2 separate regions of the Homo sapiens genome follow, and region 2 is linked to region 1. A link is a loop called in an ENCODE intact Hi-C map of the cell type or tissue named here. Cell type or tissue: GM12878. All regions are shown on one strand.

Evidence for each region. Hi-C counts contacts between places; a loop is a spot of excess contacts. Peaks named below come from ENCODE experiments on the same cell type or tissue, not always from the same donor. Only the 100,000 strongest peaks of a DNase experiment are listed, where the experiment ranks them.
Region 2: a loop joins it to region 1, with 2.6 times the contacts of the local background. A loop is called at or near these places in 1 of 110 quality-filtered maps.

The regions. Positions count from the first base shown.
Region 1 is chr3:189,628,723-189,633,722 of GRCh38, forward strand. TP63 (tumor protein p63) reads left to right here and starts at 2,667. Exons shown (of 14, transcript NM_003722.5): 1 at 2,667-2,855. The coding sequence starts at 2,794. RefSeq lists a promoter at 1,982-2,791 and a cis regulatory region at 2,184-2,194. In GM12878, no CTCF peak of the experiment used is centred here; DNase peaks (open chromatin) are centred at 2,409 and 3,769; H3K4me3 peaks cover 3,378 bases; H3K27ac peaks cover 3,767 bases.
Region 2 is chr3:189,505,352-189,510,351 of GRCh38, forward strand. No RefSeq gene overlaps it. Among named protein-coding and RNA genes, the nearest start is that of TP63, 120 kb to the right of the region's middle. In GM12878, no CTCF peak of the experiment used is centred here; no DNase peak of the experiment used is centred here.

The DNA.
Region 1 (5,000 bases):
TGTATAGTAACCTTAGTCCCCTAAGAGAATAAGGATGAACTATAAATATAAGAAGCAATTATGGTAATTATAATATGATTGCCACTTATTTTTCACTTGATCGTGTATGGTTGCATGCTACTGGTGTTCTGTTGAATTCTAGAGAGTTTGCCTCTTTTTCCTGGGTCAACTCTCGCCATTTATTTCCATAATGCAATAGGAGCCAATCTTTTTCATAATTACTTATTTAAAATTTGTTGCCATTTAATTTCTGTTCCTCTTAGCTTAGTAACTTTAGGATTTTTAAATAACAACTATTGAAATCATGACATACGTTTAAATGATATTATTTAAATACGTTAGGCTATAAACCTTTTAAATTTTTTAAAAAAATAGATGAGTGTGGTGGCTCATGCCTGTAATCCCAACACTTTGGGAAGCCGGGTCGGGAGGATAGCTTGAGTCCAGCAGTTTGAGACCAGTCAGGGCAACACAGCAAGACCCCATATCTAAAAAAACAAAACAAAACAAAATTACCTGGGTATGGTTGTGCTCACCTGTAGTCCAAGCTACACAGGAAGCTGAGGCAGAAGGATCACTTGAGCCCAGGAGGTTGAGGCTGCAGTGATCCATGAACGCGCTGCTACACTCAGTCTGGGTGACAGTGCAAGAAGCTGTCTCAAAAATAATAAATAAATAAAAATAACTTTTAAAAAACAAAAATTAATTAAATTTTAAAGACACAACACACTAGAGATGTTTGCAAATTGATTATTTGGGAGTCTATATCCCTGGAAGTTAATTTAAAATATTTAGAAGAGTTCTTCCTCATTTCCTAGAGACGTCGAATTGTAAATATCAGAGCTAGAAGGAACACTAGGGCTCGCCACTCCAAAGTGTGGTCCAAGGACCAGCAGCATCAAGTAACCTGGGAACGTGTTAGAAATGCAGAGTCTTAGGCCTCACCCCAGACCTACTGAACCAGAATCTGCATTAACAAGATTTCTAGGTGCCTCACGGGCACATTAAAACTTGAGAAGCTCTGCACTAGAAATCTTCACTCCACCTTTCATTATAAATGGAATCACTTGGCTGTGGTCACAGGAAATTGATTATTTTTAATTTCAGAACCTTCTATTTAGGTCATCTATATTTGCTAATAGCAGGGAAGAAAGCCAAACTCTTTAACTGCAATTAACAAATCTATAATTAATTAGTTAAGCAATCTTCCCTTTAAGTTTTACATTTTGTGGAGCAAGCTGTTTGATTTGGCTGGGGCTCAGGCTGGCCTGTTTGTGAATTTCACAATTCACAGATGTTAGCCGCTCTCGGGCTAAGTAAAGGAAGAGAATGTCAAGTTTTAAATAGCTTCTCCCTTCCATCCTGGCTGAAGCAACAAATAAAATATTTTTATGAAACACATTTTGAGTTAGATTTACTTACAGGGAAATGTCAAATTTCTCTGAAAGGGCTTTAGATTGTCTCACAACTTTGACATCTACTGATGTCACCTATTTACAGGTGTGTCCTGTGACTAGGGGGTGAAGGGAAGATGTGAACTCACCATGTTAGTGACCGTTAGATACACAGAGTGGTTTTTTTTCCCCCTGTTGGAGTCTATCCTAACTGAGCTTCTGAATCATATTTCATTCAATTTCCAAATCCACAAAACCAGGATAAGTTTACAGCCCATATTCAGAAAGGAAATAAATTATTTTGTGTGTAGACTTTCCTGATATTACACTGATTTGGGAATATATGAACAATTTTATGGTTTCCTTTCGAAGTAGGTCAAGTCAAAGCAAAACCAAAAACAGCAAAAACTGTAAGACATAAAGAATAGAGTGGAGCCGACTGAGAGATTAAAATAAACTAGAATATTTTTATTAACAGGCAATTTGAAATAATTTGTGCACTTCAGAATATTCTACAATAATATATTATTTCCAATTTTAATATCTTTAAGAAAATTACTATATTATATGTAAGTACATGTGCATGTGTTTGAGGTAGGATATTTAACTCAATAAAGGTTATTTTCTTTTATTCGGGTCAGGCAAAGCTTCTAAGGGGATGTGAAAGGGATATCTCTTTCTCTTAGCTGAGAGGAAGAGTGAGTTCTAAGTTAAATATAATCAAGGAATTTCCCTGTCTTTGCTATTTGAGATTGTGACCACAACAGGCGGTTGGCTGAAAGGGAAACTGAAGGGCGGGGAGGGAGGGAAATAGATGAAAAAACAAAACAAAACAAAACTTCCCTAAGCAGCTCTACAAAACATTTTAGCCCCAGAAATAGTCACAGAAATCCTCAAATCAAACCAGTATCCAGATACAAGGAAGTGTTATGTAGCTGGAGCAGGGTGGACACTCATCAGCTCAGTTCAGTTACAAAAGTCCAGGCTGCTGAAATTAAACTCTGATGCCATTCATGCCAGCATCCAATCACGACAGAGATCAGAAGTTCAGAGATGCCTCCAGCTCCAAATTGCCAACAACAAGTGTGGCTACTATACGTCAAGGACTCTGAAGCCGTGAGAGAGGGGGAAGAACAACAGTAGAGAGGATGCCCAGCTGGTAAGAATCGAGTGTTTATGAAGTTTTAGTCAATTGATGAATCTCATTGGCTAAAATCAAGAAACGCTCCGCCTCTTTGCAAATATGTATGAAGGAGAGAAGTGCCTAAACTTCTATGTCTGATAGCATTTGACCCTATTGCTTTTAGCCTCCCGGCTTTATATCTATATATACACAGGTATATGTGTATATTTTATATAATTGTTCTCCGTTCGTTGATATCAAAGACAGTTGAAGGAAATGAATTTTGAAACTTCACGGTGTGCCACCCTACAGTACTGCCCTGACCCTTACATCCAGCGGTGAGTTTGAATGTGACATAACTTCTCTCAAAACTTAATTGAAGTGCCTTGTGTATTATGAATGTGTCAGCTGTGTACAAAGAACAATTCCTCCTTGTTTAGTCAGCACAGTGATATTATTTTGGACTTTCTGTGGACTTAAAGTGGTCTGTGGACATATTTTCTGAATGTCTTTTTTGGTTGATATTTGGATCTACAAAGTGAAAAAATTTGAAGCGAATCTTCCCATTTAAAAAAAATTATCACGCCATTTAAGAATGTTTAAAATATATTATTTGCCTTGTTCAGCACCTACTCACTCAATAAGAAATTTCACTGGGCAGGGATATAATAATGTATGGATAATCTTCAAGTCAAAATAAACACCAAATAATTTTGATTTATACATTAAGAAATAGATAACTAGCCATTGTTGTACCAAACAGATTGTGGCTTGTCATTGCATTTTATAAGGAATATTTTTTGGTATGTTTGATAATGAAAATCTTTTGACAAATCTGACTTTTAAAGCTTGTGATTGTAGTAAATTTTATTTAGAAACATTTGCCTAGTACTAAGAGAGAATATTAGTGAGGGTGCACAATTGTGTATGTGCTTCAAATTAGACTTTGCTATTTTTAAACTGGTAAATGAAATCTGAACAGTGTTTTTCCAGTCATAAAGTTATGGGAGATATTCAAGTCATATGTAGCAATGTGATGTTAGTTTAACAGCATGAGATTTCGTACTTTATTTTATAAGACTAATGAGAGAGGTCCTTTGCGTGTTGAAAATGGTGAGGTTACAAAGGGTTAACTTGCCATTTACCACCTGTGTCTGTTGGAGCTTGATACTAGAAGCAGATTCTGCTCTCTCTGGGCAGGACTCACTTACTGTAGACTAGTAGAGTGTGAAAGATTTGTGATCTTCCTTTAACGTGATTTGCTACAACGTAGAACACTAATGTGAGCTATGTAGATTGTTTCTCTTCCTGTGAGGTTTCTGGTGGGTTGTGCGAAAAGGCAGAAGAGAAAGAGCAAGGCAGAAAGATAAATAGAATAAAGGAGATAAAAAGAAAAGGGTGAAAAAAGAGAGAGGGGAAGCAAGTTTGGGGTCTCCAAGGTTTCAGTGGAATTTGTTGGTGGTGGCTTGATTCGTGTCTTGCTGTTTACCACAAACAACAATATTAGCACAAATAAATGGCTCTAGGATTTATGTTCTTGTATAATGTGAAAATTAGATCTAGCTGCAGTTGAGGATTGGGTTGATTAAAAAGAAAAACACCAAAGATTTTCTGGTTCTCAAAATTGTTTCTAATCTCAAAATTATCTATTCCATTAAACATCTTTGGAAATAATAGTTCTAAGAAGATAATTGTGATGAAATAGTAACTGTGTAATGCTACTCTTGAGGGCATCTCTCCTAAACTAGGTACTTGGAACCAGGGAAGCTTTAGAAGAAACTTCCTTCTATTGACTAATAACCCACACTTCAATCCTGCATACATACCTCTCTAGAAGCATTTCTAATGATAAGAGAGGCCTATAAATATAAAGAAATAGAGAAACTACTTTTTATATTACCTTGACGATCTATTAGTTCATGAAGCAAATGTCATCTCAGTTTTTGACATACTGTAATATTCTAAGCAATCATAGTATTTTTGGTTTTTTTTTAACCTTTATTTTAAGTTCAGGGGTACAAGTGCAAGTTTGTTATACAGGTAAACTTGTGTCATGGGGGTTTGTTGTACAGATTATTTCATCACTCAGGTACTAAGCCTAGTACCCATTAGTTATTTTTCCTGATCCTATCCCTCCTCCCACCTTCCACCCTCTGAAAGGCCCCAGCGTGTGTTGTTCCCCTCTATGTGTCCATGCGTTGTCATCATTTAACTCCCACTTAACACGTGAGAACATACAGTATTTGGTTTTCTGCTCCTGTGTTAGTTTGCTAAGGATAATGGCCTCCGGCTCCATCCAAGTCCCTGCAAAGGACATGATCTCATTCTTTTTTATGGCTACATAGTATTTTTAAGTAGTTTTAAATTTTCCTAGAATGCCCTGGGCTTTAATCATGGTGCCTGATACTTTTGGGGAAGGCAGGGGAGGGCATGTTGAGAAGCTGTGAGACTATGGTTCAGAATGGCCAGGGAGCAATTATTTG
Region 2 (5,000 bases), 120 kb before region 1:
GATGTGGCTCATCCTTTCCAGAAGAGTGAGTATGGAATGCAGTTGACTTTCCCCTTTGGAGCAGGGATTTCTCGCCAGGAAATATTCCCAGGACACCTTGGTAAATAAAAGTATTTGTCTTCTGTAGGAAAGAAGCAGAAGCAGAGGTAGAAAAGGGAAATGGAAACCTTACCCAACATCAAGAAGCTGTGAAATGATAGAGGTAAGATTTTATTCAGCCACGCGCTGTGGCATAGGCAATATTCTGTACTACCTGATACTAATGTGCCTACCTGATTTTGGGAACCCTTCAGGGCACACCTGGAGGTCAGTATTTATTTCATTAGGAAATCTTGCCAACTTATTTTAATGGCAAAGCAGACACCTTAGCTATGGTTGTTGTGAAGTACACAACAAAAGCTTCTCCTAAGATGTGTTAGGCAGGGACTCAAGGACTTAACATTTTGTGAGCCATGGGAAGAATTAAGCCTTTCTGAGGAGTGGTCCCAGCTTTGTCTGTAAATTAGAATCACTTGGGGAAATTTAAAAAACACAAATGCCCAGCTCTACCTCAAATTTTCTGGTGATAGATTTGAGGTGAAACCTCAGTAGTGGTAGCTTCAGTAGTTTGCTAAAACTCCCAGGTGATTCTAATGTACAGTCAGACTTGAGAATCCTGCTCTAAAGGGATTGAAGAATCAAAGGAAAGTGGAAATGATCATGAAAGAGCCAAATATAAATGAGCAAAATAACCAGTAATTGTCTTGTCTTTGCGGGAAATTTTATATATAGCAAATATACATATGTAAACCAAAAATACTCATTTTTAATTTCTATTTCAGTAGTATTCCTGATGTTAAAATTTGCTTAAAAGAGAATGTAACAAAACAGCAGATGCTTTTGGGTAACTGTGTACAGATGAAGTGTTTTTTTCTATTCCTTCATATGTTTGTTTTTTTCAAAAACAGACTTTGAATGTGCTAATTCTATAATCAGACAATACAAATAAGACCCAAAGCAAAATCCACATGTTGAATCATTATATATATAATATAGAAATACATACCTATAATTACATGATAATTTGAGAGTTGTTCACATAAGAAAAGATCATTTAAACATAGTCACTGTTCAGACTTTTAAAATTAATTATTGACTTTAAATATCACTCACCTTATCAAATAAAAAGTTCATTCACATGGTCACCAAATGCTAGTGGCCACTGCACAATTTTTAATTATTTTTTTAACTCACTACAATGCCTGGAGGCAGGTGCTTTCATCAACTCCCTCTTGTAAGTGAGGAAATAAAGGTAAAGAGGGCTTAATTAACTTGCCCAAGATCAGGAGGCTGTGAAATGGCAGAGGGGAGATTTTATTCAGTCTTGCACTACGGCATAGACAATATTCTATACTCTCTGATATTAATGTGCCTACTTGATTTTGGAACTCTTCAGAGAACACATGGAGGTCAGTACTCATTTCATCTGGAAATCTTGCCTACTTAATGTTAAGGCAGGCACCTAAGCTGTATTTGATGCCAAGTACACAGCAAAACTTCTACCTGAAAGAATGAATAATAAAAGAAATTCAACAGCCACTGTGGAGAACAGTATGGAGGCTCCTCAAAAAACTGAAAATAAAGCTCCTGTATCATCCAGCAATTCCACTGCTAGGTATTTACCCCAAAGAAAGGAAATCAGTACACTGAAGAGATATACTCCCATGTTTATTGCAGCACTATTCACAATAGCCAAGATTTGGAATCAAGTGTCCATCAACAGATGAATGAATAAAGAAAATGTGGTACATAAACACAATGGGATATTATCCAGCCATAAAATATAAAATCCGGACATTTGCAACAACACAGATGGAAATGTAGGGCATTATGTTAAGTGGAATAAGCCAGGCACAGAAAGACAAATTTTGCCTGTACTCGCTCATGTGGGAGCTAAATTTTAAACAATTGAACTCACAGAGATAAAGGGCAAAATGACGGTTACCAGAGGCTGGGAAGGTTAGTGAGCAGGGAGGGGAAAGTGGGGATTGTAAATGGGTGCAAAAATATGGCCAGATAGAATGACTAAGATCTAGTGTTTGATAGCTCAATGAGGTGACTACGGTCCACGATCATTTATTCTATATTTTAAAACAACTAAGAGTCGAATTGGAATGTTCTCAACACATAGAAATTATAAATGCTTGAGATAATGGATATGTCAATTACCCTGATGTCATTATTATACATTGTATGCGTGTATCAAAATATCACATGTACCCAATAAATACATACATGTAACATGTACCCATTACATTTTTTAAAAATCAATGGCAGGTTTCTTATCACAGTGACATGAGTTACTTTAATAAACTCAGTAAAAAGTTTTAAAAAGAACCTCAAATCTACAATAGTTGCTGAATCTTAAACTTGTCACACGTTGAATATTAAGTGCAGAGAGTTAAGAGCTATTTTCCACTTAAATAACAACAATTGGAGGAAGTGGTGGTTATCAGTCATCTTTAGCCCTCACTTTAGTTTAATAGCCATTAGTAAAAAACAGAGATAAATTTTATAGGTGCTAATTGACCCTGCAAGAAGCCTTTGAACCTCTCCCACTAGCTTAGGACTTTTTCTTTGAAGCCTTGTTTTAACTAAAGTGTCCCAGCAAAAACCTGGGAAAAATATATGTTAGAGAAAAAGATGCAGGTACAAAACCTTTGCACTATATGAATAATTGTAAAACTATGGTTTAGTGACTGTGAGCAAAACAAACCTGACCAGTACTTGACCACAAAGGACTCCCCCAGTTACTCTAAAAGTTTTTTGAGGAAGTACTTTAGAAGATTTTGAATGTGTTATCACTCTATTCTGTTAATATTAGGAAGAGAGGAGAAAACAGCCTACATATTTACAGCACTATACAGCTTTCATAACTCATTTGATCCACATAAAAACCTTGTACGATCTGAAGATCAAATAGGTAAAATAACTCACCCAAGGTCACCCTGCCAATGAATAGAAAAATTGGAATTCAATTAAGAGAACTAGAGCAAGCTTCCTTTCACTGCACCGTAGCTGCCTTGCACATTCACTGTATCGTTGAGTTAGAGAAGTTGAATTAGAACAAGTAAGGAGATGAGGCACAAGTCTAGTCACGGAAGACCTAAGAAGAAAGTGAAGAGATTTTTTATAAGTACACTAGTCCTAAGCATTTACATTCTAGTTAAGCTCCCTGTTGACTAATATCCAAGAAAAAGCCAGGCATAATGAGAACAAAATAAAATCATACGCAAGAATCTTTATTTTGACCCAGGAATTATTCCAAGCTTGTTTCCCACCCATTTGCTTCTACCTTCTTTCTTCACTAGCTGTCCATGGTCTTCACATCATTTAGAAAGTGTGAATTTGGGAGATGGCAGAAAAAACAAAAAACAAAAAAAAGCAGTCTTCTAGAGAAAAACAGTGGGCTGGTTAGAAGATGACACCTTGGAATGGTGCAGAATTGACTTTGCCAAGGAGAAGGAGAGAAATGACTGCATTTCATCATAACTATGCTTGAAAGAATGGAGTAGATGACCCCTTACGGCCACTTCCACTTGCCAGATTTCATATGCAAACTTACTCCTTTTTTATCCCTCAGAACACTGGAAAGGTTTCAAAAGACAAGTAATCTTAGCACACTCTGTCCTTGGAGAATTGTGGATGAAAGGGGCACATAAATACCTGTTATTAGTTTCATGCAGCAATTTTAGTTGGATTTTCTTGACCCATCTCCCCTTTTGTAATATTTCTCAGGGAGTATGCATATATGTGAGAGTGTGTGTGTGTGTGTCTGTGTGTGTCTGTGTGTGTGTGTGTGTTTAAGTGGTTTTGACCTTAGGGTTCTCTTTGATTTATAGGCAGCTCTGTAAGTTATGCTGGGATGGTTTCAGAGCCTGTTTGTTCTGGCATCCCAGTAAAGCTTTGCTTCCCATGGCAACTCCAGCCTACGAAGAAAGGCCTCAGGGAAAATACAGCTTTCATTGCCAGAATGAGGCAATAGCACTTTTGGGGTGCTATTTTGTTGGGTGGTGTATTAATTCTTAAGCAACTCCACTCATGGAAAACTAAAAAAGCGTTACAGTCTGAATATTACCACAGACAGCAGCAATCTCAGTTTCTCTCAAAAAAGTTAATTGATTCCATGAGACTTTATTTAATTTGGGGTTTTTCAGGCACTGTCTGCACAGTAGCAAGATTGTGGGGCATGACCTTAATGAGTGGTTCTAACATATGCATGTTCCCTTCTAAACAGCCTTCCCATTTATAGTCTCAACTTCACAGTTTAACCTTAAGGTCAATTTTTGACTTTCACTGATGCTCTTCCCTGCTTGTATTCAAAAGGAACCTGTGCTTCTCAGTCTTGGCGTGTACATCAGAATTAACCAGGGAGCTTCCAATAAATGCCAATGCCCAGACCCTACCATTAGAGATTCTAATAGTGGTGGCATGGGGCAGGGTTTGGGTATCAATAGTTTTCAAAGGTCCCCAAGATATTTTAATGTGCAGCCAGTGTTAAGCACCGTTGATCTGGTCCATTTCCTTTGAGGTCCTGAGAAGGGAAATAATTTCCTTAAGGTCATTAAGCAAATAGGTTTATTTTTGACCACACATGTTGACTCGTGGTTGATTAAAATGCCTATGCGTAGTTAATTGTTCTCTGTTATTATCTACATAACGGTCATGCTATTTACATTGTAAATCAGGTAGTCTGTGGTAGTTGAGTCCCAAAATACAAGGTGTTGACTTCCATTGCATGTCATACCCACCAGAATCTGCCAGTTGCCATTAGGAGTGTGACTATGGCTAGGAGAGGAGAAAAAATGGTGCCAAGGTAGCAGACCTACTGCATTTCCTGACAAAATGTTTTCTGTATTGGAAAGGTGACTTATTTCCGTGGTAAAGAGTGCTCCTGGGTATTTAATGAAATTATTCTCAGTATGGCCTGGTGATGAAGATGCTCTAGTGGGCTCTGTATA